Regions from separate parts of the Homo sapiens genome. Here regions 2 and 3 are each linked to region 1. Evidence: chromatin loops called from intact Hi-C (ENCODE). Cell type or tissue: gastrocnemius medialis. All regions are shown on one strand. Each heading gives the region's core, and the rest is flanking DNA. Links, peaks and the distances in the headings are about the cores only.

Region 1 (10,182 bases), core at 1,490-9,489:
TCGGGTCCAAGAGTAGGAGATGAGATCAGGGAGGCAGATTAGGCTGCAGGGAGGGTGTGCGTGTGATGCTGAGAGTGATGGGAAACCACTGGTGGGGTTGGGGGAGGGCAAGGCAGTGACATCATTTGTTTTTATGTGCAGCAGAGGAAGCCAAAGCAATTCAGAAGAAGCCTACAGAAGCTTACCTCCTCCACAGGCTATTTTTTTCTTGTTTACATTTGTTAATTTTACATATATATTAACTCAGTCCTCACAACCACCAAATGAAATAGGCATTGCCCTTATTATCATTCTTTCCCATTTTAACAATGGGGAAACTGAAGCTTAGAGTAGGCAAGGTCGCCCAGATAGGAAGCAATGCCTTCGGGTCATGGCTCACTACTCAAGTGCCTGAAATTTCAGCTAGCCTTTAGTGGGCACCTGCTATGTGCCAGGATCTGTATGAGGTTTGGCACCACCTAGACAGCCCCTTGAACCAGTGGCATGTCTCAGGACAGTGTGAGAGACAGAAACTTCAGCTGAGAGTTACCGTGCAAGGCAGAAAATGCTGGTCTAGCAAAAGGAACTCTGATTTCGATTTGGAAGTACAGAGAAAGAGCATCTGCCTTGGACAGAGTTATCAGTGAAAAGATGACATATGAGCTGAGACTGAAAATCATGTTGAAGATAGTCAAACAAAAGCTGGCAGTGTGGGAGTGGGGGCTTCAAGCAGAGAATCAGTGGTTCAAAGGCACAGGGTAGAAGGAGAATGGCAGCTGGCTCAGTGTGGCTGGAGAAAGAGGCTGGAGTGCACCTGGTTGCATTTGAATGGTGTGCGTGTGTGTGTGTGTGTGTGTGTGTTAATGATGGTGATGAGATGAGGGGCTAGAGAGGAAGACAGGTTGGCACCTGGTAGCATTTTTTAAAAAGCAAGTAAACCTTATTTTTTAGAGCAGGTTTAAGTTCACAGCAAAATTTGGTGGAAGGTACAGAAGTTTCCCAAGTACCTCCTATCCCCACAAATGCACAGCCTTGTCCCACTATCAACATCCCACATCAGAATGGTACATTTGTTACAGTCAATGACTCTACATTGACACATCATTATCACTCAAAGTTCACAGTTTACATGAGGGTTCACTCTTGGTGCTGTACGGTGTATGGTGGATACATGACAAATGTGTAAATTCATGTATCCACCATTATGATATCACACAGAATAGTTGTACAGCCCTAAAATACTTGCTCTGCCTATTTGCCTACCCACTCCCTTCTCCCTAACCCCTGGCAATCCACCGATCTTTCTTCTATTTCCATAGCTTTGCCTTTCCCAGAATGTCATATGGTTGGAATAATATAGTATGTAGCCTTTTCAAATTAGCTTCCTTCACTTGGTAACATGCATTGAAGTTTCCTCCATGTTTTCTTATGGTTTGGTAGCTCTTTTTTTTTTTTTTTTTTAGCATTGAATAATATTTCATTGTCTGGATGTATCACAGTTTATCCATTGACCTACTTAAGGATATCTTGGTTGCTTCTAAGTTTTGGTGATTACAAATAAAGCTGCTATAAACATTTGTGTTTCCTCATATAGATCTTGTATATATACAGTAGTTCCCCAGTTTTCATGGGGAATAAGTTCCCAGACACCCAATGGATGCCTGAAACTATGGATTGTACCAAGCCCTACATACATTATGTTTTTTTCCTGTACATACCTGTGATAAAGTTTAATTTATAAATGAGGCACAGTAAGAGATGAACAACAATTGCTCCATAAAATGGAACAATTATGACAATATGTTGTAATAAAAGTTACATGCATGTGGGCTGTCTCTCTCAAAATCTGTTGTAGCGCACTCACCCTTCTCTTTTAATCTGTCAGTCTGATAACCAAGATGGTTACTGAGTGACTAATGGATGATGGGTAAGATAGACAGGATGGATACACTGAAGAAAATGATAATTCACATTCCCGGCAGGATGGAGTGGGATGACAGAAGATTTCATCATGCAACTCAGAACAGCATGTAATTTAAAACTTATGAATTATTTTTGGAATTTTTCTATTTAATATTTTCAGACTGTGATTGACCACAGTTGAGTAAAACTGTAGAAAGCAAACCTTGGAGAAAGAGAGACTACTGTATTTTGTACATTTCATGTACACAGTTTGCTAGATTTATATGTAAATATTCCAATTTGGGGAGGGTAATGTAAATTGTATTGTGTTTTAAATTCCTGATTTCATTCATTCATTGCTGGTACATAGGAAAGTGATTGGCTTTTTTACATTAACCTCGTATCTTGTAATCTTGGCATAATTACTTATTCTTGGAGTTTGTCAATTTTTTTGGATTTCTTACATAGATAATCATTTTATCTGCAAACTAAGTTTTGTTTCTTACTTTCCAATCACTATACCTTTGTTTTCTTTTCTTATCTTACTGCATTAGCTAGGACTTCCAGGACGATGTTGAAAAACAATGGTAAGAGGGCACATCCTTGCCTTGCTACTGATCTTATCAGGAAAGCTAGTTTCCTACCATGAAGTGTGATGTTAGTTGTAGGCTTTTTGTAGTTGTTCTTTATTAAGTTGAAGAAGTTTCTGTCTGTTACTAGTTTGTTGAGAGTTATTATGAGTATTGATTTTGCCAAGTGCTTTTTCTGCATCTATTGATATGTGCATGTGATATCTATTGATATGTGCATATGAGCCTCCTGGTCATCATCCCAGGCTTAGCTCACAAAAGTTGTGAGCAGGGAGGCCACCAGGAATGTGGGGCAGGTATTATGCTTCCCATTTTACAGAAAGTAATGCCAGAAGAAAACAGTGCACAGTTACTGCTGGTTCCCAATAGTTGATTTGACTCCTTTAAAGATTTAGCTGTCCCATTTATGTGCTGGATAACATCAATTGATTCTTAAATGTTCAACAAGCCTTGCATACCTGTGATAAATCCCATCATGGTTACATTTTAATATACTTACTTTTCTTCATACCTGTCTCAAGAGAGAAAGTAGCTCAGTGGTTAAGACTGGAGTCAGGCTGCCTGGGTATAAATTGCACCTCCGTTGCTTATTAGCTGTATGAACTTGGGCAAGATATTTAATCTCTCTGTGCCTCAGTTTTCACATCTGTAAAATTATGTCAAATAGTACTGATCTCCAAGGGTGGTTGCGTGGGTTAAATTATACCTAAAGAACTTAGCACCCCACTCAGCACATGGTGGCTGCCATGATGGTTTGCCGTGACCTCTCTTCATTTGAATGTGTGCCCAGTGTCTTGTTTCTCTCTGTATTCTCAGTGCCTGGTACAAAGTCGATAGATTTTAAAAGCCCATAGAAGAAAACATACATTTTTCCCTGTTTGTGGGTATGTATGGAAGATTCTGTAACTTTGACTAGACACTTGATATTCAGATAAAATAGCCCTAAAGAAGGTTCTCAAGGGGGTGGATTTTCTCAGACTATTGTGAGCATAGTTCCTAAAGCTGACTCTATGTCTTGTGCTGACTCTAATCCCCTCCTGGCCATCATCCCAGGCTTAGCTCACAAAAGCTGTGAGCAGGGAGGCCACCAGGGATGTGGGGCAGGTAATATGCTTCCCATTATACAGAAAGTAATGCCAGAAGAAAACAGTGCACAGTTGCTGCTGGTTCCCAATAGTTGATTTGACTCCTTTAAAGATTTAGCACCTGAGTTAGAATCCGGATGGCAGAACTTCTCTATTGGAACCTAGTCCCACTATTCCTCTCTCCCTTCATTCAACACTGGGTTTAGAATGCTTGCCAGCAGCATTGTGGAAATTACCTCAAAGGTAGAAACACGTAACTCATAAGCACACATGAATAGGTATAGGTCATAATCCTGGAAAGACGGCCTTGCCATTGAGAGGGGAATAGCAGGAGCAAGGCTACGGAAGCACGGGACTCTGGTTGAGTCTAGGCACTGTCTGCATGTACTTGGCACATTCCTTAAAAATGGCAGCAAGCAGTCCATTCTCAAATGGAAATTGGAACAAAAAATAACGTAAAACCATAAATAACAGAAAAGAATATATACTCAAACATGTATAATCCATATGCATGAACATAACTCCCCTATTGGGAATTTCTCATAAAGAATCCCCCCAAAATATAATACCACGTCCACAAGAACCCACCCACAGGCCAGGTACTGTGCGAGGCACTGGAATACAATGGGGGTAACATGGACTAGGAGACTCATGAAAACGTCATGACAAACACCTGGGAAATTCTGAACGTTAAATAGTAGGGAAGGGTTTCTCCACCATGGCATGGTGGCCACTTTGGGCAGGAAGATTGTGGTGAGGCTATCCTGTGCATGGCAGGATGTCCAGAAGCATCCCTGGCCTCTACCCACTAGAGGCCATTGGAAGCCCCATCCTCACTGTGAAATCCAAAAATGTCTCCAGACATTGTCAAGTGTCTCCTGGAGGGAAAGGGGGGAAAGTGACTCCCCATTGAGAACCACTGCTTTAGGGGAATACTTAAGAAGTTGAGGCATATCTGCTCACTGGAAAATGGAAATGAGCTAATTTGGAGGCTTAAAACAGCAGCACTGGGAAAATGACATAAATTTTAAAAAGCAGAAAGTAATACTGCATTTATTCTGTGGTTTGGCTGAGGTTTTGGGTTTCAGAGGAAGCTGCTGAGAAAAGAGAGGGAGGGAAAATGTGACCCAGAAATCACGGGAACCAGGGAATCTCAACAAATTGAGTATCTTGGTTTGTGTAAGATTAGGAACCTGGAGATAAATATGGGTCAGGCAGATGCAAGTAAAATGATCACACGTGGGGAGCATGGAAATTGGGTCTTAAAAGTGAGTTAAGTCAAGGGTGGTATTTAAAATATGTCATATGTAAATATGACAGAGAAACCACCAATCAAAACAGCCATCTGCTGAAACCACCCACTATGGGCGTTCCTGTGCCTGCCGGGGCGTGCGGGGAAACCCAAGAGGGAGCACCAGTTGGTGAACGTCAGTCAATCCACAAACCATCTAACAGAGGCACAGGGATTAAATTCAGAGCAAGACCTGGCAAAACAGAAACAGCCCGAGGCCAGAGATGAAGTGAAAGAAAGATGACAACCTAGGGCCCAGGAGGGAAGCTTCCAGAAGGTTGAGTTATATTTAAGCCCTTTCACTGTATACCTGGGACCAAAGACCCTAGAGCAGCTTCAGACATAAATTATGTATATACATGAACAAAGACAGAAAGGGAGCAAAGAAAAATGAAAACAGCTTGATTTGTAGGGCTTTCAGCATGGCGGGTGGTTTTCTTTCCCCCCTCGTTTTATTTAGACGTCTGCTGCTGCTGCTTCAATTTTGTTCCGGCAATACAAGTAAAATATATGTGGATGTTAACAAAGATGTAAAGAGCCTTTTGAAGTATATAACTGATTATAATTTAACATTCATTAAGTTTCTTTTATCAAAAAAAAAAAACTATTAAGTTCATTGAAGAAGTCATAAAAACAAACCAAACACCCACCACCTTCTCCCCTCCTGGGGACATGGCAGTGGCCACTTCAAAGTGGGTCAGGTCTCCGTGAAGGAAAGGGGCTCTTGAGAGAGTGATGGTGGCCCAGGGGCCGGTGTGATGTTTCATGCTGGAGGGATACAGCTGTCCGTTTCCTTTGCCTCTTTTCATCCTGATGGAGCAAACGGCTCATTGTTTACGCTGACCTAGTGAGGTTGGCTTCAAGCTCTCCCCTCACCATGTTGTAATGAGATAGTCCTGAGGACACACGCTCTGTCCATTGAAACAGATTAGCTCTGATCACAGCTTAATTATGTGAAGTACAGCCAAACCCTATTTATGCTTTTCCTAGGGATGGGGTGGAACAGATAGGAACGGGTAATTGACAGACATTAAGAAATAGACTTAAATATTGTTTGTCCTGCTTTAGTACGCACGATATTAATGAGATGTTATTGTGAGTGCTGAGTAAAGAGGTTGCTGCCGGCTGGTTCTCATGCCAGGCAGCCAGCAGACCTTCTTCCCAAGCAGGGAATTAGCGCAGGTGTTCCCTTGGTGAAAGCCTGGCTATCAGCATCAACACCTTCTAGAAGATCCGTGCCTCTTGGTTTATTTCAGGGAGCCTGTGCAACTCCAAAAGGATGGATGCTGGATGCATATGGAGGTTCCATGCCTTAAGGCTAGCTTACAAATGTATGAACTCGTCTGTCTTTTATTCCATCAGAAATGAATGTACATTGTAGGAACCAGACTTAGCAGAGAACACGGAGTATTGGGGGAAACCTCAATTAGGGAATAAAGAGCTAGTACACACACAGATGTGTGTCACATCAGACTATGTAATGGACACAATTTAGGAACAACTAAGGTATGTCCTGTAATTAGGGGACTTGTTAAATCTGCACTGTCTAATATAGTAGCCACTAGTTACATGTGACTGTTTACATTTCATTTAATCAAATTAAAGAAAATTGAAAATTCAGTGTCTTGATCACAGGAGAGGAATTTTAAGGGCTCCTTTGTCACAGGCGGCTAGTGGTTCTCATGTGCAGATGTAGGACATCCCCGCCATCACAGAGGGATTTGCTGGACACCACTGAGTCAAATAAATGGTAGTATGTCCATAGAATGGAGTATTCTCCATATTCTCAATGAAGTAAATGCAGATATTCTGGCATAGAAAGGTCACCCTTGTGTATTGCCAGGTAAACAAGTTACAAAACTTTATGATATTAATTTCACTTAAAAAACAGATGCAACACACAGGCACATACTTTTTGGATAAGAGTGCAAAAAACACAGAAAGGATGCACACCAAATTGTCGGCATTAGTTACCTTGAGGAGGCGGGGGTAGATGTTTACTTTTTATTTTCTTCACATGTGTATTGTCTGAACATATTTCAATGAGCATGTGTTACTGTTGTAATTAAAAAGAGATTTATGTGATGAAAACTGATGAAAATGATTGAGAAACATGAACAGAGGGTTTTCTCTTTGCCTCTTTAGAGACTGGTTAATGGTGCTACCTGAGTGAGATTGACCAGATGGCTTGTTGGGAGAAGAAGGGAGCTGGTTTGGAGTAAATCCATCCCCACCACTATCAGGTCTTGCCCAGGCATACCCTGCTTTTCCTGAATGTCCTGAATGTTGTTGTAGGACAACAAATGCGCTTTATAATTATTCATAGGACCTCTCACTACTAATCTTTGAGTCGATAACAGCTTCTGCTATAGAAGGGGGCAGATCACTGGGCTTAAATGTCAAATAGCGCCTGAGAGGCTTAAACAACCACCAGTATGTGTCCCTCTGGGAGGGCTTCTCTGCCATTTAGAAGATCAATGAGAAGATGTCCTCCAGGCCAGTGTGAGGTGGTAGAGGTGTGTGCTTGCGTGGGCATGCCTGTGTGTCTGGTACCCTTACCCACTGAAACAGCAAAGGACATGCCTTCTCCCATATGACAAATCGGTACATTGATGATTTCGAGTTAAAAACATTGGATAAATTGCAGTTTCAGAAAGGGCTAGCTGACTTGTCTCTTCCTACATGTAGCAGGCCAGAAAGATTCCTCTCTGGGAGGGGCATCCTCCCCCTGCCAGGGCAAGAAAATAGCCCTTATCGCCAGAGACTGCGGATTGCAGGCTGCAGTGGGCTTGAATAAATACCCTTACTGAAGTGGCCCTTAGCCTCCACTAGGTTTTTTGTTTGTTTGTTTGTTTGTTTTGAGAGGGAGTTTCGCTGTTGTTGCCCTGGCTGGAGTGCAATGGCGCGATCTCGGCTCACCGCAACCTCTGCCTCCTAGGTTCAAGCGATTCTCTTGCCTCAGCCTCTGGAGTAGCTGGGATTACAGGCATGCAGCACCAGGCCCGGCTAATTTTGTATTTTTAGTATAGATGGGTTTCTCCATGTTGTTCAGGCTGGTCTTGAACTCCCGACCTCAGATAATCCACACGCCTCGGCCTCCCAAAATGCTGGGATTACAGGCATGAGCCACCATGCCCAGCCACCGCCACTCATTTTACACAGTCCCCTGTATGTCTCCTAGTGACTCCCCTAGAAATTCACTGACCCTAGCCAGATCCCATTTGTCCTGTCTTTGTCAGATTTATCATTCTTTGTCTAAAAAGTTCAAAAGCATCTTGCTTTGGCCGCTTCTTCAGACATCACTCTCTTGTGAAGATCCCTTGTACCTGGAAAACTATTAAGATCCGTATGCTTTTTTCCTGTTGATCTGGTTGTCTGATTCGTGTCCATTTGGTTTCTAGGTCCAGCCAAAGAGCCCACATAAGAACCAAGGTGGGGTTGGGGGTGATCTCTGGTCCCCTTTGTGATCCTCTTCTAGGAGATTTACCTCTCTGCTAGCTTACATACTATGTGAATATAGCGTGGGCTTTCTTCTTGCTCTTCAGAAAGTCTTCTCTACCCTCCCTCCTCCTACCATGGCGCATTCTGCAGCATGACAGGCATTCCACTCTGAGGTGTGAGCCATGTGGGCTCTCAGGACTCTTTTGGCTCCACTTCTGCCTTTGTAGCTGTGGACCACGAGGCAGTGACTTTGAAATTCAGTCTTATTCTGCGGAAATATTACTTACTCGTCCCTACCTCATAGGGTGGTTTTTCGAAGTCAGTGAGACAAGGACAGTGAAGGGTTGAGGCAGTGCTCAGCACATAGTAAGCGCTAAATAAATGTTAGCTTTTGTTGAAATTAATCTTACTTTTCACTAAATTGTGCTGCAAAGCAACGTGCCATTGCCTGTTCTTCACATGGCTGTGTCTCTCCTCCTCAGATGGATGGAGTAGGAGGGTTGTTGGAAGACAAAAGCATCCTGCTTCACTCTTGTCTCTCCAGGCTCCTGACAGTGATTTGCACTAGCTGATTAGTAAATTCATGGCAGTGCCTGGTGCCTGAGAGAGCGAGGGTTGGGTGCAGCTTGGCTACAGCTCTGAACACAGCAGTGGGGGCTCAGTTGCTTGGAAAAGCTGCCAGCCAGTGAGCCCAGCACAGTCAGAGTCCTGTCAATGCAGTAGGTGGGTAAAATAAGACACCAGTGTGCCTTTGAAGCATGACTTTCTGAGGGAGAAGGCTGGGAGCCTTTACATTTGATGACTGGGAGAAAGGACCCAAGTTTTTCCTGTGTGTTTCCTTAAAACAGCCTTATTCTCTAGATGTGATTTGTTTTCTGTTTTATTTTCAAAGAGAAGAAAATCTTGTTAATACTTGCTTATTAACTAACAATTTCACTTTACTGGTTTGGTATGTAAAACTGAGGGTTTTCTTCTACCCAGTGGCAGTTTTTGATATGAAACAGTAACAACAACATCAACGTAACTTGTATTTTTGAATATATTTGATACAGATATTGGTTAAAAGCATTTTGTACATATATATTCTTACATATTTGTGGGTATGTATGAATACATGTATATATGCATATATATGTGTGTGTGTAATTGATTCTCATTATTCATGAATTCTGTCTTTGTGAATTTGCCTACTCAGTAAAATGTATCTGTAGCTCCCAAATCAGTGGTCATGGTAGTGTTGTGGTCACTTGCAGACATATACAGAGCTGTGACAAATTTGAATCATATGATGTATATGCTTCCAGGTGCATTCAAACTAGGTGAGACTGCCTTCTTGTTTTAGCTTTCATACTACAAACAAATATCCTTTTCATGAACCATTTAATGCCACATTTGCCACAATTTTATGCTATTTCTTGGCAATTTTGCTGTCAAAATGGCCCCAAGTGGACTGCAGAGTGCTCTCTAGTGTCTCTAAGTGCAAGAAGGCTGTGATGTGTCTGACTGAGAAAATGCATGTGTTAGATAAGCTTTGTTCCAGCATGAGTTACAGTGCTGCTGGCTGTGATAAATTTTAAGTAAGGCATCTTTAAACCGAGGCGCACGTAAAACAAGGTTATATATTGACTAGTTGACTGAACTGTGACCAGAGGCTCACAGGAACCTAACCCTGCATTTCTACTAGGAGCAATGGTTCAATATATGTTAAGTATTCATGGTGACTTCATAGAACATAAGTACCATAAATAAGAGAATCAATTGTATGCAGACACTCCTTGATTTATGATGAGATTTTATCCTGATAAACCATCCTACATCAAAAAGGCGGCTGCATGCCTACCTCAAACATCACAGGTACTCTGCTTCACCTTCCTCAACTATGTCATGCCTCAAC
Region 2 (10,182 bases), core at 885-8,884, 55 kb after region 1:
GTATGTTTATAAAATATTAGAAAAATATATTTGTATATTTATAAAATATATAAAAGTATATTTATATACAAATATAACCTATAAGTATATATGTATGTTTTACATACACAAATACTTTTATACATAAATGTGTACACATTTCAGAATCAAACAGCCCATTATAAGCATATATGAAAGAACAGTTTGATTTGGCATATTTTATAAACTGTCACCTGATTTTTTTTTTACCCCAACATTAAAAAAAAAAGCTAGTGCATAAACAAGGTGCAGAAAGAAGCTAGTCATCCATTCATCTCTTCTTGTGCCAGTGTTACAATATCTAGTAGCTGAAAGTCTGGGCCAGTCATTTGCCCGGACCGCATTATGTCTGAATACCTCCTGGCAGTTTCTACGTCTTTCTCAGGGCTTCTAAATAGGAATGAACATGAAAGGGCCGCGTGGCAGTGACCGCAGTGTGGAGGTTCTAATAATGACTATGAGGGACACACAGTTTTCAAGGAGATCTAACAGTGTTTATGAAAGATTCTGTTTCATCTCACCAGTGAAGAGCCCTTCATCATCTACCATTCTCTTAAGGATAGAGTCTTAGAATCTCCAGTGATCCTGCAGGACCCTCATCCCGTGGTTTTAAACCTGTGTTCTCCAGAGGTCTAGCATTGAGCGGTGGCACTTGGGATTCTGGAATGGGGAGGATGCAAGAGGAACACAGTGAAGTAAACAGCTTGGACTCTGGCCCTTCAAGCATACTTCATCCACTTTCATCTGTTTTAGGCATGTGGGTTCAAGAGGTGATGCCACTTGAAAAAAGATTAGAGGGTTCTGAAAAAATCAGGTGTAGAATTAATTCCAACATAGACCTACCTTCTTATTGCACAGACAAAGACACTGAGATCCAGAGACATTGAGGGGCTCTCTTGGGCTCCCCCACCTTGTCCAGGGGAAAGTCAGGACTGGGATCCAGCGTATAGTCACTTGCTACGGCTATTCCCATTATGTTTTGCTGCTGCTGAAACACTGGAACACATTCTAAAGTTCAGACACTCAGGAAATACCCCACGGTGATAAGGACAACCGGTGATGCCGATGAGTTCCCACCAGGTGTCAGTGCCTCGAGGACTTGTTTAATCTTCACAACGGTGCTCTGAGTTAGGTGCTCATATTAGTTCCATTTAACAGTTGGAGAAAATGAGGCTCAGGGAAATTAAATCACTTGCTCCACATCACACAGCTACTAGGCAGTCAATGCTGGTTTTGAGGCTAGGTGATCTCAGTCCAGAGGCCTCAGCCTTAACCATTCTGCTCTCTCGCCTTCCTGCATTTTATACTCCATACTTCTCTTGGGAGAAAGATACTATCATATTATTTCGTCCAAACTTACCATATCTTAAAAAAAACTTACCAGCAAACAAATCATCCAACTGCCTTTCATCTATTGAATGTTCTACAGACTTAACGCCATTATCTCGCATGACCTTGATGAAGATAGTAACCCTCCCTTTATCAAAATGGTCAATCTTCATTAATTTATTTTACTAATTAGTTAAAGGCTGGTGTAATTTAGAGAAAGTCTAAATTATAGAATACATTTTATTCTGTCACTTTGAAGCACAAACCTCCACAAAGATTTGTATAAAAATGCTCCCTTCTGGGACTCACTTCAGTGATTTGTAGCTACCATTCATACTGCCTCTATGTAAATGAAAGGGAGGCATAATATCAGCACCTTGCGTATTCTTCTCCATGGTAATAAATCGTGCCTGATAACCTATGAAAATGGCTTCATTTTTCTCTTACCACGCCTATCATGGTGGCTTTCAAACTCACTACCCTGTGCCCCACCTATCACACCTGTCCTTTGTCCCTTTCTCACATGGATGTCTACAAAATGCAGCAGTAAAGTGTTCCATAATCCACACTTCAGTCTACATAAATGTTTAATTCCCCTGCCCCTTTTGTTTTCGTCAGGCCCCCTGAAGCCGCAGCTGAGATGGCTGACTCCCTGAACTCTTCTTATGTTCTTGACTGTTCGCATAGCCTTTCCTGGGATTACCTCCCAGTTCCAAGTTTGCCCATTCTGCAGGCAGTCTTCTTGGGTTCCAGCTTTTCTCCACCATCAGCTTCTCCCCTAGGGCTCTTATTAACTCTCCGCTCTCTGGGGGCCACTCTCATTTTCAGCTTCATGTGGATCAGTGATTACTTGTCCTATCTCCTCTCCTAGAACGTGAGCTTCATCAAGGAATTTCTCTCTATTGACCCTCAGGCATGAGCACAATGTCCTACTCCCTGGGTGCTTAGTTAATGCTTATGGAGTGAATAGAACCCCGGCGTGTGTGTGTGTGGTGTGTGTGTGTGTGTGTGTTTAGGGAAGGCAAAGGACGTTTGGCAAAAAAACAAGTTACCTGAGGGAATAGCAACTCGAAGTCATTGTCCCTCAATTTGGGATCCCGGTACCACCCGCATAAGAATCTTTTGGATGCTGAATAAACCTGCAGTTTCTCCAGCCTGGCCAAGACCTATCAAAGCAGGGTTCCTGGGTATGAGGTCCAAGGATCTGCAACTGGAACATGCTCTCCAGGCAATTCTATACACACTGGTATCTAAGAACCACTGCGCTCAGAACTAGGATATCCATCAAGCCTGATTTGAAGTACCTGCATGAGTCCCAGTGTCATGATGAGATCAAGAGAGCTTCTGTGTCCTTGAGGGGCTGGAGTATGCGTCCCCCTGAAACCCTTTCCCTGCCTGCCCCCAGCACTGTTGGGTGTCCCTTCTCTGTGCTTCCTCTGCCAACACTCTGTGCGGTGTTTCCGGGAGTCAGAATGGCAGGGTGGTCAAGAGTACGGACTCAGAGGTTGCAGAAAGATAAAAAGATGATTGCATTCATGATTGTTATGATGTCTTGTACATAGAATATTGTCTTATTTGCTCTAAGACTCCATTAAAAAGCCAGCAAAAGCAAATGCATACCAGAAAAACAGTGGTGTGCTCTTTGAATATTAGGTGGCCTAGTGCATGTTTCACCTAGGTCTCTGACTAATTCTATGAGCTTGGGCAAATTATTTAGCTTCTTTAGGGCTTCTGTATTTGTGAAAAAAAAAACAAACAAAAAAAAAGGAAAACAATAGTTTCCCTTTAACAGGGCTATTGTAGGAATCCAGTGAGATCATATCTTGGAAGTGCTCAGCTGAGGGCCTGGGCGGGATAAGTACTCAAATCATACCCTTAATATCATTATTCTTTTTTGAGATCAAGTTTCACTCTTGTCGCCTAGGCTGGAGTGCATGTTGGCCAGGCTGGTCTCACACTCCTGACCTCAGGTGATTCACCTGTCTCGGCCTTCCAAAGTGCTGGAATTACAGGTGTGAGCCACTGTACCTGAACAAGTGGGTGTTGTTTTAAGCCACTACATTTGTGGTCATTTCTCCCAGCAGCCACAGGACACTCATACGTCCATAAAGGCAGCTTCTCTGCTCTTTGATGCCTCTGACTCCACTTAAGCCCTCTTCCCCAGGGCTGAACCAACATACCCGCTTCCAAGTCTATTAAGTATTGAATTGTGTTCCCCCAAAAGATATGTTGAAGTCCAAATCCCCAGGATCTGTAAATGTAACACTATTTGGCAACAGGGTCTTTGCAGATAATCAAATAAAAATGAGGTCATTTTGGGGAAGAAGCTAATCTACTGTTACTGATGTCCCTGTAAGAAGAAAAGAGGGTCGGGCATGGTGGCTCAGGCCTGTAATCTCAGCACTTTGAGAGGCCGAGGCTGGCAGATCACCTGAGGTTAGGAGTTCAAGACAAGCCTGGCCACCATAGGGAAGCCCTGTCTCTACTAAAAATATATAAATTAGCTGGGTGTGTTGGCATACACCTGTAGTTTCAGCTACTCAGGAGCCTGAGGCAGGAGAATGGCTTAAACTGGGCAGGTGCTGGTTGCAGTGAGCCGAGATCAATCCACTGCACTCCAGCCTAGGCGACAGAGCAAGACTCCATCTAAAAAAAAAAAAAAAAAAAAAAAAAAAGACACAACGACACACAGAGAACTTGTGTGATGATGGAGGCAAAAACTGGGGTGACGCAGCTACAATTCAAGGGACACCAAAACTGCCAGCAATGACCAGAAGCTAAGAGAACAGCATGAAACAGACTGCCATCTAGAGCCTTCAGAAAGGACATGACTTTTCTGACACTTTGATTTCAGACTTTTTGCCTCCAGAACTGTGAGCGATCACATTTCTCTTGTTTTACACCAGCCAGTGTGTGATACTTTGTTCCAGCATCCGTAGGAAACTAATACAAAGTCCCAAACTCTTTCCACTATGTCTAGATCCAAAGTCACCAAGAGGCCTGGCTTGGGGCAGCACTGGGAACTTAGACAGGACCCTAGCTAAGTTCCATTCTGAGTTAATAATTGTTATTAACTCACTCAGTTCATGCCCAGTTAGCAAGCATCATGAAGCACATTAAGCCAGGATATGGCCTTTCTAAATGTCCTGAGTATCAGGAGAAGCTTTTTCACACTGCAAAAGCCAGTCTAATTCTATGACTTGCAGGCTGAAAATCAACTATGGCTGCAACCAAGTCACTTAGCCATCATCAGCGCCAATCCTGCAGTGCTTATAGCCAAGTCAGGGCGTCTGTTTGTTGAGAGGCAAAGGCGGCCCCGCCCCATGCTCTGGTTTCTGCTTGCACCTTATTAACGGGTAATGAAGAGTAGGTTCTGCTTTATTGATCTTGAGACCAGAGCTACGTGCGATGCTGCCTAAGAAAAGCCGCAAAGGATTTTATTTGATTTTTGCACACAACAATAATCTCCCTCACCAGATTAGCTGGTGAACTGGTGGGCTTTTCACCTTGAAATTGTTGATAGGGTAGCCAAACAGGAATTTCTATATTTGCTAATCCTTCCTCAAATACACATCCCCACCGTCTGTGCCCTGTCAAGTGGGTACCTGGGAAATAGCAGAGACCACACTGTGGAAGGGGAGACACTCCAGTGCAGGAAAGATCAGAAGAAAGAGGTGACAATGACATGCAGCACGAAGCAGCGATGATGGGGTTTTTTCTTTGCAAAATTACAAGCCACAGTCTCACCTCATTCCTACCTGCCTTTTTTATTTCCCCTGCTCTCAAAACATACCTGACTAGAAAATCCCCAGTCCAACTCCAGGAATGCCCTTTCTTCTTTAGCCACATCACAGTGTTACCAGATGCCTTTTATGAGCTCTTTGGTAGAAACTAAGCCATGTGTCACTACTGGGTGTTGAAAACTCAGGAGTCAGCTTCCCTGCAGTCTGCTGGCGCTCAGTTCTTTGGCTCTGCCTAAAGTCGGATAAGGAAATGACCTTCCAGGCATGGTGAGATGAGTCCTTAGGACACAGAAGGGCAGGCTGGCCTGGCCTCAGGAGACTGCAACAGCTGCCAGAGAGCCATGGCACTCCTCAATCCCCCGAGGAGCCTGGAAAAGACTTCCCTCTTGGGTTCAGGCATGTCCTCTGCTTCCTGCCTTTATGGAAACTGGATTTTCGGGACCTTGGAGGACCTCCTATGGGGAATAGAAACTAACAGCCCATCCCGAGCCTGCTTTTCCATGGGAAAGGTGGTGGGAATTCTCCATGTCACCTTTGCAGAGAGAGAGAGACAAACATGGATCCAAATTAGAGATGGCTTCAGGTTCTGACGGATTCATCTCTCCCAATTGCCTTTGTAACACATCTGCTAAATTTAGATAAGTCACAAATAGAGCCAAAAGAAAATCCAGAAGGGAGCCACAAAAAATTATTAAACAGTTGTAAAAGTTGGGGATTATGAGTGGAGGAATCGGGGTTATTTATCCTGGAAAAGAGAAGGCTGAGGAGGGACATATAAAGACTTCATACTAGATTAATTATGTAAATAAGCAGACACCCAGCTGGCATGGAATTTCAACCATTTGGCAGGGAGAGTGGGTATTAAGGGGGGTGACTAGTTGTTTTAAAATCATTAGTTGCCTGCACAGGTTTCTGGAGGGGTTCACTGTTGCTGAGTAATACAAGTTATGAATATGCCAGGTCTGTTTTAATGAGCCCAGACTTCACCCACCAAAAATCCTTTCCAGCCAAGCACGTGATAACTATAGATCTTCTTTGTCCTTTGCCTCAAGCAGAAGCCTTACACGGGTCCGTCGTAAGATGCACCTCTAGGGCTCATTCCTTCTTCAAGTCCCGGTGTAGAGTTTGGTGTTAGAAGGGACAATTAGAGACTTAGAGATTCCTTCGTCCAGACAGGAAGATGCTGGAAGGAGTGCCTTTTGGGGAATGAGCTGAGCTTGGCCAGATGCTGCAGTTGTGTCCCCTTGCTGAAGTTAGTCACACTTGGCTGCTGGAGAAGTCTGCCCAGGTGCACTTCATAACCACACTGCCATCTTCTGCCTTTCATTCAACAGGACATGAATTGAGCACAGGCTGGTCCTCCTGAGCCCTGGCCCAACAAGGCTCCTGAACCTGGGCCCAGAGATGCATAAGAGGATGCCAAATCACATAAAAAATAAGGGTATGGTGAAATCCCATCTCTACTAAAAATACAAAAAATTAATAAGGTGTGGTGGTTCGCAGCTGTAATCCTAGCTACTCCAGAGGCTGAGGCAGGAGAATCGCTTGAAACCAGGAGGCGGAGGTTGCAGTGGATTGAGATCACACCACTGCACTCCAGCCTGGGCGACAGAGTGAGACTTTGCCTAAAAAAAAAAAAAAAAAAAAGAGCCCCCCCACTCATCCACACTTACTCTCTTACAATCCTGGAAGGCAACTTGTTTCAATGGGCTAGAGGCAAGTTGTTGGCTAGAGGAGATTCCATTGCTGGACTCTTTTAGATCCTGGTGGTTCCCGACATTCCTTAGCTTATAGCCACATCAGTCTAGTCCCTGGCTCCGTGGTCCCATGACCTTTTGTGTCCAATATTCCTCTGCCCCCCTCTTATGAAGGAATTTGGGATTCTATTTAGTGGCTACCCAGATAATCCAAAATAATCTCTTCATTTGGAAATCATTAATTTGGCCACATCTGCAATGTCTTTACCACAAAAGTTAATATAGATGAGTTCTAGGGATTAGGATTTGGTACCTTTGGGGATCATTATTCAGCCTACTGTAGTAGGGGTTCATCAGTTAGTGGGGGGGAAGTAGCCAGTTTATTCCCAAAATGCATGTGTCATCACAAACCAAGATGAGTTTCCTAAAAGAAAATAAGATACTACTGCGAATGTCACCCAATGAGACCTGACCCATTCTGTGTGTGCAGGGATGCTGTTTTAGTTGGGTTCCCACAGAAGCAGACCCTGCAACGATGATTTGTGTGCAAGGTGTTTATTTGAGAGGTGATCTCAGGAAACCGGTAAGGCAGTGGGGGAAGTGAGACAGGGAAGAAAGGGCAGCCAGTGATGGGAGTTGCTTTCAAGCAGTTGCTTGTTCTTATGGGCAGCTGGAGCTGAATCCCACTGGGGACTCTGGGAGACAATGAAAACCACATCTCATAGTTATCCCCACTGAGGAATGAGGGACCTGGGGTATTTATCTACCAACTCCCCTTCTATTATTGGTTGAGTCCCTCTTCTGACGAGTCACAGGTATTCCCAGTAAGCAGCCTCTGTAGGGCACAGGTGAGTGATGATGGGATTCACCGCTGACAGCTCTGCTGTAGATTTCCCCGGGCAGGTGACCTCTGAACTGCCACCTGAAGTAGAAGTAGGAAGTAACCAGCAACTGGGGTGGGGATGGTGAAGAAGAAGGAGAAAGTGTTAAGGAAGGAAACAGAAAGTGCCAAGCCCTGAGGTAGGTGGGGCACAGTGTAGTGTTGTATTAGTCCATTTTCACGCTGCTGATAAAGATATATCTAAGACTGGGCAATTTACAAAAGAGGTTTAACAGACTCACAGTGCTGGGGAGGCCTGGCAATCATGGTGGAAGGTGAAAGGCACATCTCACATGGCAGCAGACAAGAGAAGAGAACTCGTGCAGGGAAACTCCCCTTTATAAACATCATCAGATCTCGTGAGACGATCACAAGAACAGCATGGGAAAGACCCAGCCCCATGAATGAATTATCTCCCACCAGGTCCCTCCCAAAACACGTGGGAATTATGGGAGCTACAATTCAAGATGAAATTTGGATGGGGACACAGCTAAATCATATCAAGTGTCCAGAGTGAAAGGAGTTGAGATGGAACAGCATCTCACCAGACCTGAGAGCCATTTGGTGCGTGTTGGATGCATGTGGTCCGTATCTGTTCTGGTTGATTGATGCCTGTGCCTTGACATTTGTTCAATATTTTGAATATCCTTCACACTGAGGTCAATATCTCTTTCCCTGGGTGGTTATGAGCCTTAAATCAGCTATGCCATGTGAAAGTTATTTGCAGTTTGTGAAGTCCTGTGGAAAGGTTGTTGCTGTTTTTCTGCTGGGGCTGTTTTAAGATGAAACATGGTATGGGGGAAAGATGCAAGCTCTGGGTCCCATTCTCAGGAGTTTCCACGAGCAGGAACCTCACATCACTGCCATTGGCCTGTAATATAATTTTGGCCTGAGTCTATCTGGGACAGGTGGTGTGGAGATGCACTGTTACTAAAGACTTAAAGCTTGGAACTTAAAAGTCTACATTTTCTTTGGAGTCAGGTGGTCCTGTGTGCAAGTCCCAGTTCCAGGCCCTTCCACTGGCTGTCCAATGGCTTGGAGTCTGAGGCTCAGTTTTCCCACTTGCAGAAGGAAGGAATGATGCCAACTTCGTAAGTTACATGAGATGTGAAGGCAGTGATGGAAGTGGAGCTGGGGCTCCTTCCCCCTCTGTTTTAAGCATTTGATTAAAACAAGTTAGGATGGGCGCAGTGGCTTGTGTCTGTAATCCCAGCACTTTGACAAGCCAAGGTGGGTGGATCACCTGAGGTCAGGAGTTTGAGACCAGCCTGGCCAAGGTGGTGAAACCCCGTCTCTACTGAAAATACAAAATTTATCTGGGTGTGGTGGTGGGTGTCTATAATCCCGGCTACTCGGGAGGCTGAAACAGGAGAATCACTTAAACCTGGGAGGCAGAGGTTGCAGTGAGCCAAGATCACGCCACTGCACTCCAGCCTGGGCAACAGAGAGAGACTCTGTCTCAAAAAAAAAAAAAAAAAAAAAAGGTCTTACTGTACCATATGTCCTCACTTAACTTCATTGCTAGGTTCTTGAAAACTGTGACTTTCAGGGAAATGAAATATAATGAAAGCAATTTTACTGTATGCTAAATGGTATAAACAAGAGTTAAATTCTTACGGCACGTTCCTGGTCACAAAAACATTACCAAACTTCTTAATAAAGACCCAAAACACTTCTAATATTAAACATTGAAATAAAGATGAGCTATACATACATTTAAGAAAGATGAATAAAAACAAGTAAGATAATCGTTTGCTCAATTTTTGGTGAATCAGTGAGTGACGGTGGTCGTAGTGGTGGTGGGTTAAATCAAGGAATAAAGGTTTGCAAAGCGAAAATTGTCAGGGGCACCTCCTGCCACCGTGCAGTTTGAAAACAAACAATTCCAACTAATGGCAGACTGACTGAGTGCTTTCTTACTGCATTGTTTTTTATTGTGCATTTTTATGATTATTATACACAGTACTTCATGAGTTTTTGTTTTACAATACTTCGTATTAATTAATTCACCTTCCAAATTGCTTAGTCTATAATAGTTTAGGGTCTTGGGTGGCCAAAGCCTCTGCTAGCACAGGGTAGGAACTGACCCTGGACAGGACATCATTCCATCGCAGGGCACACTTACACCCACGCTCACACTCACTCATACTGGGGCAATTTAGATGTGACAGTTCACTTCACATGCACAACTTTGGGATGTGGGAGGAAACCAGAGGACCCGGGGAAAACCCACACAAACATGGGGAGAATGTACAAACTCCACACACAGGGTGGTCTGGGCCAAGAGTTAGTGTTTTTTTTTTTCTCATCAACATTATAATAAAACAACATTGAAGAAAACAGCATTATATGATGTCTGGATGTATTTATTGTTCATGATGGCCAGGTCTTCCTGCATTGTTGTTTGAGTCAGTCACAGTGAGTTGGCATTGCTACAAGTCACTGAGCAAAAGGCCCTCGCCTGGCTCATTCGCCAATGAGTCTCCTGTGCCTGAAACAAAGCTTGGTAAATAGT
Region 3 (10,182 bases), core at 895-8,894, 75 kb after region 1:
CAAAACTGACCATTTCCTGATTATTTTACTACATTTTACTATTTTCTATGCTTATTTAGTCCTATTATTTATGTATGGTGAAATCTATATAATGGGGAACAGCTGCTCATAGCTGCCAGCACTTCATTCAGTGAAGTCACATTGGCAGCTTGAAGCTGGCCATGCCGGGAGTATTTATATGACAGGAACTGGCAAACACCTCAGGGCTAGATGTCTTGTTTTTGAACTAGAATGGCAGTCAGCAAACTTTTTTCTGTAAAAAGCTAGAGGAGTATCCTAGGCTTTGTGGGCACCGAACCCTCTGTTGCAATTACTCAACCCTGCAGCTGAAGAGTGGAAAACAGTCATAGAATATACATATATAAATAAATGAGTATGGCTGTGTTTCAATAAAACTTTATTTACCAAAACAACAGGCTCACAGTTTGCTGAACTCTAGTCTAGACTTACAAAAGTGATAGAGAAAACATAAAGAATGCAAATTAAATTTTAAAAATGTGTTGATTCTGGTAGCTGTTACATTGTATATTGCCCCCCAGAACACAGGACATATTCTTTAAACATCTGAAAAGTATTTTGGGATTCAGCAAAGAAGCTGCTCAAGACATTGACAAATAAGTGAAATTCTGACTTAGGTCATTGGTTTATTTTCAATCTTGCTTGTTCATTTAAATGGAAATGGCAATCAACATTGATATGGGAACCACACTTGCTCATCAGTTCTAACTGTAAGTTGGCTACAAGTGTAAGAGTTTGGAAAAAAATCAACAAAAGCATTCTGTGAGAATCAATTGGCTGTGTGTACAATTTACAATATAGAAAATTGTGTGTTTTATTATTTGTAAATTATGTGTTACTTATCTTTGATATCAGTGAAATACATAATCAACATATATGTGCCTGGACATGCCTATATTGGTTTTTGTGTAGAGCCAATTATTAACATTACCAGAATATCACTGCTTGAATGGGGCATGTTCTCTTTAGCTTCCAGGCCTTTGAGTGGTTCCTCCACCTGAAACAATCTCTTCTTCCCTTTGCCTACCTAACTCCTCCTTCTTTGATCTGCAGCTTAAATGTGACTTCTTCAAAAAAGACTTCTTTGATCCCTTCAGTACCAAATGAGTTCTTCCCTTTATGCACATTTTTCCTTGTGACACTTGACTTAATTATAGTTAAATGATGAATTATGTGCTGGCTTATTACTTCCTTTTTACCAAAAGACTGCACGCTTCCCCAGGTAGATAGGTCCATCTTCTTTATCATCGTGTCTTTGGAGTCTTACGCAGTTTGTTGAAATATTATGTTTGTAGCTGAACTGAATTGTGATTTAAAAAAAAATAGGTCTGTATTTAAAAGTTTTAGTGTCAGCTCCATCCAGCCCAAGTTAAGTACTAATTCAGCAAGTTAGTTAAGTAATAAATGGCTGTCACTCAACTACAACATATTTGAATTCAGTTTTGAGGCCCCAGTAGTTGCTAAAAATCAATGCCCACTTTCTCCAGGTATAGTAATTATTTCTCATATTGTTATTGACTGTCTCTTTAAAGACCAGCCAGGACAAATCTATTTCTGAAGCTGTTGTAAATGATTTGAAACAGGAAGATGAATGGAATGGAATGAGGGTTGTTTAAAAGAGATTTATCCCTCTTATTCTTGCTCAAGAAATGAGTGGCCAGTTGCTACCAGCCTATCCCAAAAGCCAAGAGATAAAAGCCAGCAGCAGTTAATTTTCTAGTCCGTGTGCTAGTGACCACAGATATCTAACCACTGATTTCCAAAGGCTTACTATTATTCATACATATTTACTATGGTAAATAGCTCATGTTTTCAGGAACACTGAGGATCTGTTTAGTCACTTTGGATTTCTGGTTTCATCAAGAGTTTGTGTCCGACATCTGGGGATGAGTGAGGGTTCCGGATACCCATTACAGAGGAAGAGTCTGATGGGGAAACTAGAGGGAATTCCTATCTGGAATTTAAATTTAAGTTTAGGATCTCAGAAAGACAAATGGAGTTGAAGCTGTGTCAGGCAGAAGAGATATCTCCATTTGTTTTTCTGCTTTCTCAACATAAGGCAAATGTCAGTAGTAACCAGGTTTATTCCACAGGCATACTCTGCAATGTGTGGGTAATTGTGCCTATCGATTGTGACAAAGTCTTCAAGCATGAGGCAGAGAAGTTTGCTATCCAACTGGATGCCCTCAACAATGTTTGCATCTCAACAATGTGTCCTCACATTGGCTGGCTTTACATATGCAGACAAGTGAGGACATGCAGAAAATCATTTCACTGGTCCTCCCCATTGCATTGTCGATTGTGTGGAGGCTAACATGTAAAGTTATCAGCCCAGCAGCAGACACGGAGTGAGTTGTCCATAAATAGTCATTCTAATTGTTCTGTTTTTCTTATTATAATTTATTTTTGCTATGTAAAAAAAAATCAAATGATCTATTGCGTGTATATGTGAGTTTTTGTTTAAAGGCATATGACCCAATTTGTAAACATGATCATTATCTTCTCTGGGAAGAATACTAACCAAGGGAAAGAGTTCATGATTTGGCTGTGTAGAGCTCTCATTAAGTGATAGGTGACTGGTTCTGTGCTGAGTGTTTTTCATCATCTTGATCCTATGAGACATTCAACATTCCATCTTCATCTTACAAATGAGAAAACTGAGGCTTAGTGAGGTTCTATAGATGCTCAAGGTCACAGACCCAACAGGTGACTGAGCTGGGGTTTAAATCTCCAGGGGGTCTTTTAGTAAGGCTTATGCTTTTAAGCACCAAACTCTACCAGGATATAAATGGCAAAAGGAACTGCTTAAGATATGAAGAGAAAAGAAACACACTACTTAACACAAAACAAAAACTGGATAAAATACCCAGTTGCCTGAATATGTATGCACTTATTCTTGCATTCAGCAAATAAGTACATAGCACCTATCATGAACCAGTGACTTTGCTTAGGAACACAAAGCAAGCAAAATCCCTGCCTTGATGGCACTTACTTCTTAGGGAAAAGAGAGGATGACAGAACTGTAGAGAAAACAGAGTATACCAGATAGCAATGAGGGCTGTGGAGAAAATAAGGTGGGAAGAGAACTAATATTGGAGCTGGGATTTCAGAAGGAAGAAAGTGTTTGAGTTGAGACCTGAAGGAGGTGCAGGAACCACAGGACCATCTGGGGTCATGGTCAGCAACATGGCCAATGGGCCAACTTTGGCCCACTACTTGTTTTCATGAATAAAGTTCCATTGGATCTCAGCCAGGCCCATTAGTTTATGCACTATCTGTGTCTGTTTTTGTGTTCAAATGGCAGAGTTAAGCAGTTGCAATCCTGTGGCCCAGAAAAACTTAAATGTTTACTATTTGGCCTTTTATAGAAAAAAAAAATGTGTCCACCTACATCTAGAAGAAGAGTTTTCCAGGGAGAGGGGACAGGCAGCACATAGGAGTCTCAGGATGGGAATATGCCTAGTGTGTTTGAGGAGGCAGGTGCGCCTGCAACAGAATGGGCAAAGGGGTGAGTGGAGGGCAGGGCCTGGGCACGTGGGGGCCACTGTAGGGGAGAGAGGGAGGATTCTGCAGAGTGTTAACAGGAGGACTCTCGCTCTTTGTGATACATCCACTGTCTTAGGTTGAAGAAGCAACTCTGAGATGGAGTTTAGCATTCAGGGCCAACACCTATGGAAAGCAGGGGCAGGAAGCAGGAGTGAGCAGAGGGAGAAGTCCAGCTATGATACAGACCAATGGCAACCTTGGCCACTCTCTAGGAGCTTCAGAATTGACCCTGTTTGGCCCAAGACAGACAGGCCTTTATACTCCAGTGTTGATCGGTCATTGAATATAGGTCTTTCAATGGCAACAACAGTTACAAGGAAGGAGCATCACCTGGGTGATTGTTGAGAAGCTGAGAGCCGAGGGCTGCCTGCTGACCGCACTCCCAGCAGCTGGTGCCATGGGTCCTGCATTGAAGTAGGATCTTGGGGGCACATCACAATGTCCAGCACATAGAGGATGTAGGGAGTAACAGCTAAAGCAAGACTAATTAGGAGGCTACTCCGGAAATCTAACTGAGAGATGAAGGTGGCTTGAACCAGGAGGTGGCCAAGAGTTGGCAGACTCTCTCTTTTGAAGGTAAAGCTTTCATATATTCTCCATGGCCTAAGATCACCTTAAAGGAGCAAAGTAAAAGGAAACAAGCCAAGGGGAAAGGCTTCAAAGATTCAGTCTATGTTATTAAATCTCCCCACCCATTGATTATCATCCATGACAGTCTTTGCTTAGCTTAGGTTTACCTGTGCTCATCATTTTCCAGGGTGTACAGAAGGAACACTATTTAATCACAAACGTTCCAATCACAAATGCTTCAGTGACAGGAATAGAAGCTGTCACACCAGACAGGGCAGATAAGTCCTTGTCACATGGCTGGGTCTGTCCCTGCAGTGACTGTGCTATTCATAGCAAGAATGTTGTGTTGCTAAACTTGGCATGAAACAATACAGTTATTTATGCGACTTCATGAACTAGAGTATCGCCTTGGATTTGAGATTCTGCTAAAGCTACATGAGTGGGCAAATCAAGAAATTGTATTCCATAATTTGTTTCCAATCTGACAGAGTACTATGTGTAATAGATGAATAAGCTTATAGATTTTAGCACATTTATTGCAGTGTGATGTGGTTTGACACAGTGTCTATGAGCTGTGTGGGGTGAAATGGAAGGTTTAAATGGATTCCAGCTTCATTATCCCACTGTGATCTGAGGAAAGCGAGACCACAATGTTGCCATCCAGTAAAGCACTTTATCACATTCCTTCCCAAGTTGAACAGCAGCGTTCTGCCAAAGAAAAGCTATTTGCTGGGTAGACTCTTTAGCAAGTTTCATTTTTAACTTGGGTGCCAAGCCAGCCAATAGAATCTAATGGGCTTTGCTTACAATGTGCATGGCTTGGCTATTTACATGAGATTGACAGCACGAGAAAAACCAGACGCTATACTCACTAGGCTGATTTAGAGGTTTCTCTGCTCATTTGAATTCAGCCAAGCTAGTCAGTCTAGCCCTGGGAAAACCTGCAAGAGTAAAAAGAGAACCAATAAAAGCGATTCATGAAAAACCTGAAGTGCATAAGAAATTAATTCCCCTGAGTTTCCAAACTAGTCAGTAAGCTGCGCTGAGGTTTTGCTTTCTATGTTTCTCCTTTGCTTAGGGACTGGTCAAAATCTCGAAGCCACTTGTTGATTTTTCTCTCTTTAAACTGCTTTGATGGAAGAACACCCAGGGTGTAATGGGCACCTGGGTGGGTGGATGCCTAACTAAATATATTTATATAATCCTTGAAACATGTTTAACTCTGGAGGTTAAGGAAGGCCCAAAGACAAAGCGGAGTTGTTAAGGGAAGAAAAAAACAGAACTTCTTAAAGGTTGACACGGTGCCACTCATTAATTCTAGAAAAGTTTGCAGGGGCTGTTACATGTCAGACACAATGCTAGCCTTCCCAGATGCATTGATGAACAAGTTGCAATTCTTGCTGTGGTGAGCTAATGGTAAAAATAAACAGAGCACTGCCACACACAGACATAAGAGCCATGGGGCAGCATCCCATTCCAATGCCTGGTACATATTAGGAACCCACTAAATACTTGTTAAGGTTCATTTTGTGATGGTATTTTTTTCCTCTCTCCGCTAGCTTAAATCTGTTCAAGTCTCCCATGGTTAATACGATAATTTTTCTGATGTTTATCACCAATAAATTTTTAGAAAAATCAGGCTACACAGTCACTCTCTCCACCTTCTTAGGATACACTCACTCTCTTACCCTTTCACTCCTTCGGGCAATTTGATCTGCTATCTTTTCCCACCACTTTAAGAGAAGGACTCTTGATGGGGTTCCCACACCTGGTCAGATGGCCTCTCTTGGTTGTCTTCCTCAATCCTTTCATTGTGTTGTAGTTGGGCAGTTCCTCCACCTTTCACTTCTCAGATGCAGCATAATCGTGTTTCTTCCTCCCCTCTGAATATTCCTTTTCTGCCTCTCTGCATTCCTTTTCCTCTTCCCAACACCTAAGTGATTCTTAAAAATATTCTCTGACTTTCTATGCCTTCTCCATCAGTGTTAGTTTCAAGTTATCTTGTCATAGTTTCATTTAGGAGATAATGCCTGAATCTTTATCTTAAGCCTTGAACCCTCTAGAACAATTTCATTTGTGTGCTGGGCACCTGGATGTCCCAAAGGCATGTGAACTCATCATATCAGGAGTCAAACTCATTCTGACTAATTTTATTTAATGCTATTTCCATTCACTTGGTCATCCAGGTGGAGACCTGAGGGTCAAGATGGAGCCCTCTCCCATGTCTCTCTCTTTGCTGCTCTCAGATGGACCCAGGGGTCATGTGCTGTCAACTCATCCATCACTATATTTTTCTCCTTTGCCCTTCCATGTTATTTCCATTTCACCCACCGTTGTGTGATACCACAGCGTCTGTTTTACCTCCCACTGAACAAAAGAAATATAATCCTTGAAACGTGCTCCTTAGTGTGGAAGAGAGGGGTGGTCTGATGACTTGTTTCAAAATGATCTCAATATCAACCACTGCCCCAACGGTCTTGCATTTCATACTTAAGCAACATATTTCAATGCAGAGAAGGTTTATAGTGTGGTGGGGATTTGAGGGTAGCTTTTCAATTCTGCTCTGTTTGATTTTTGACTGATGACCCCAGACACAGAGATTTGGCCTGGCAGAACCTGCCCTTAGTTCTATAGAGGACACCTTCCCCATACTTTTTTCTCCTTTTCCTCTTCCTCTATAAACTCTAGGTTCTTTCACTGCATTTCTTTTTTGTAAACAGCTTTACTGAGGTATAATTGACCTACAAAAAATTGCTCCGGTTTAATGTATACAGTGTGATGAGTTTGGATATATACAAGCACTGGTGAAACCATCAGCTTCATAATCAAGGCTTCCAATATCATTCACCTCCAAACGTTTCCTTATGCCCCTCCAGTGTTTGTTGATTTGTTTGTGGTAAGAACACCCACCATGCAATCTACCCTCTTAATAAAATGTTTAAGTGCACAATGCAGTACTGTCAATTACAGGCGCTGTGTTGTACAGCAGACCTCTAGAGCTTACTGATCTTGCTAAACTAGCCACTTGTCACACATTCGTTAGGTTTCATGACAGTCTGTCCTCTGAGATGGGCTAAGAGTTAGTCTGCTCTCAAAGAGTTTCTTGCAAGAATATGATGGGTGCTTTGTGGTGAAAAGTGAAATAGCAATAAAAAAAATCAGTCACTTCCATTGTAAAAATAAACGTAACTGCATGGCCAATATGTTATTCTAAAACAGAAGTTGGCTTCTTACCTGGCTTTACCGTGCACGGAGGACTTTAATTTGTGTTCCTGTCAAACTCTAGGAATGTGAAAATGTGGAAAGCCCATCCCAAACAAAAATAAGCCTCTTGCCGGAGTCCTCACCTGAAATCTCTCTCATTCTCACCCATTCACCTTTCAAATCTGTGCTTTTAGCACATCACCTTTCTGCCCTAAAACGTTTAGTGGCTCACAAGCTAGTTTCCAAATTCCTTAGCTTAGTAGTTAGCCCTCCGCTACCTTTTCTTAATGCACTTTTACACTTTTCTCCATGCTGTAACTAAACAGCACTACCTACTAAAATAGAAAGATACCTTTCAGGTTCCTGACCTCATGCCAGTATCTACCATTTCCTTTTCCTAGAATTCTCTCTTTCTCCTTATTTAAATCCTGTGCATTCTCTAGTGCATTTGGGGGAAAATGTCATCTCTTTCTGTAGGCATTAACTCTCTATGCCCTAAAATTTCATATAACCTTGGTGGTTCCTTTTATCTCACACATTTCGCTTATTTCTTTGACTAATGTTATTCATGAACATGTCTTACCATTTATTCTGCTGCACCTACAACCCCTGGTGGCCAGTGGCTGTCTTACTAACTTTTGTGTTCCCTGTGCCTCACACATCACAGACTTTCCAGAACCTTTTAGTGGATAAAGTTAATGCAGAAATGAGTTAAATATTCAAAGAAGCAGTGAGCAAGATACGTTTTTTATTCTTCCTTTCGGAAATGAATCCTTGCTCTTCCCCACCCCTGGGAACTGTGCCCTGGTTATGATTGAGATCTCATAGTCACTCATCATTCATTCTTTAGTTAGAATTGCATAACATTTTATTCTTTACAATAAAGATAACTTGTTAATTGCTTAACCAGATGTGATTTTACTATTATATTTTTTAGTAATTACATAAATCAGAGGAAAAATCCTTTTCAGATGATATGCCCTTATGTGTGATTTAGACAAGCTGACCACCTACTTTTAGATAAAGAAATCATCTTCTGCCAAGATGGGGCTAGATGTGAGGGAAGAGAAGTTTCCTACCAAGAATTTCCATTTAAATTCAAATTTAGAAGCTTTCTTAGTCCCTGAGTCTTATTCCACTTCAGACTTGTTGAAATTTTCCTCATGAAATATGCTTTAGTTGTCTTGGTAAATTTTAAGAGTGAGAGAAGACCAAGTAACAGTTTACAAAGGTAAGAATCATTTAAACCTACTTACTCTCCCTGTTTAAGCAATGAGGAGGATTCTGTTTATTTATTTTTAAAAAGTGTTAAGGGAAGAAGTGCTATTTCAAATTAAATGAAGACACGGGAATTTGCCTTTAATTATTTAAAATAGTTTAAATCTTGTTGTTCAAACAACACCTTGTCTCTACAAAAGAAAAAGGAAAATACGATGACACTCAGACTTTGTCAACTTTTTCCAAATATTAGCAAGTTAAAAAAAACTATTGGTTCTGAATGGTGAGATAAATATATGCCACCTGTAATATTTACCTGAATAGTATATATTCAGAATGCAATATTGTGTAATCTCTTTTAACTTCAAAATAACCCTTCTTTGCCCTGCAAAGATACTTGAACTCTTGGTGTTGGCTACCTATGAAATTATGTCAAACACATAGATTCTACATCTCCAGATATTCAAAACTAATTATCCCTTAATTTGCAAGTGAAAGCAAAATACCACCTAATAGACCATTTCTCTGGTAAACCTTTCTTTATCTTAATGAGCAGAATGTGGACGCCTATTACAACCTGATTTTAAAACCTCCGTGCCACTCAACAGCTTACTCATAAGACTGACCAGAAGGAGGCAACAAAGATGTAAATATTCTTATTTACAATATGGACTGAGCTCATATCTGTCTATTTAGCATTTTATTATAATGCATGCCATCCCAACAGAATCAATAGTTGATTGATTTCTTATGTAAGAGACTTGAGTACTTTAATTCTGGATGGAAACTCATCAGCAACTTCCAGTTGATGAGATGACGTTCTCCATTTGGTGAAACTGGGCTACATTTAATCATCACAAACTTCAAATTGTATTATCCCACTTTCCAGATAATGTACAGCGTATTAGCCCAACCCGCTTTCTTCAGAAGTGTCTTTAAACAGAGATGGGCTGTATCTAGATAGGGGTGGAATATGCCAGTGTATCGGTTAGCCGTTCCTATAATAATGCTGCATAACAAGCCATGCTAAAATTCCATGGCTTACACATTGCTCCATAGGCTGAGGGGTTGGCTGATCTAGGCTGGGCTCAGCTGGGCTTGACTCCAGACTGTGGGTTTCATTCAGGTCTGCTCCATGGACGTCTCATTCTTCTGAGGACAGCGTGCTCCTTCGGAAACATTCTTTTCCTGATGGAGACTGAAAGTTTCCAGGTTAGCATATAGAAACACATGATGCTTCTTGAAGTCTAGGTAGGAACTGGTGCTCAGTCACTTCCACCCACTGGGCAAAGCAAGTCCAATATCAATGGGGGAACATTCTGTTTGGAAGAACTTCAAAGCCTCATAGCAAAAGCCTCCATATGGGGAGTAGTGAAAAATTGGGAAAAATAATACATTCGATCACAGCTGCTTTGTTTTAGGGTTTATATAAAAGAAATAACTTTAAAAGGGGTTACCTCCTTCTCATGCCTATATTTTTAAAAGTAAGTGTATTACTCTACATTGAATAACCCAAGCTAAAAGTATTTTATAGTTAACCTTGACCTAGTATACATACTCTCTCACTCTCACTCTCCCCACACCCCCAAACCCAACAATGACCACAGATCTTCCTTTCCTTCCACT

What was found. A loop is a pair of places that touch in the nucleus more often than their neighbours do. Peaks named below come from ENCODE experiments on the same cell type or tissue, not always from the same donor. Only the 100,000 strongest peaks of a DNase experiment are listed, where the experiment ranks them.
Region 2: a loop joins it to region 1, with 6 times the contacts of the local background. A loop is called at or near these places in 7 of 110 quality-filtered maps.
Region 3: it touches region 1 in a loop (3-fold over the local background); 8 of 110 quality-filtered maps call a loop at or near these places.

The regions. Positions count from the first base shown.
Region 1 is chr16:82,655,497-82,665,678 of GRCh38, forward strand. The region is part of intron 1 of CDH13 (cadherin 13); the gene reads left to right. Among named protein-coding and RNA genes, the nearest start is that of MIR8058, 28 kb to the right of the region's middle. RefSeq lists silencers at 1-222, 157-206. In gastrocnemius medialis, for the core only: no CTCF peak of the experiment used is centred there; DNase peaks (open chromatin) are centred at 3,535 and 4,975; H3K4me3 peaks cover 1,527 bases; H3K27ac peaks cover 4,933 bases.
Region 2 is chr16:82,710,718-82,720,899 of GRCh38, forward strand. The region is part of intron 1 of CDH13 (cadherin 13); the gene reads left to right. Among named protein-coding and RNA genes, the nearest start is that of MIR8058, 27 kb to the left of the region's middle. In gastrocnemius medialis, for the core only: no CTCF peak of the experiment used is centred there; DNase peaks (open chromatin) are centred at 5,334 and 6,350; H3K27ac peaks cover 2,904 bases.
Region 3 is chr16:82,730,940-82,741,121 of GRCh38, forward strand. The region is part of intron 1 of CDH13 (cadherin 13); the gene reads left to right. Among named protein-coding and RNA genes, the nearest start is that of MIR8058, 47 kb to the left of the region's middle. RefSeq lists an enhancer at 3,065-5,503. In gastrocnemius medialis, for the core only: a CTCF peak has its summit at 7,957 (motif pointing left); a DNase peak (open chromatin) is centred at 4,422; H3K4me3 peaks cover 662 bases; H3K27ac peaks cover 6,319 bases.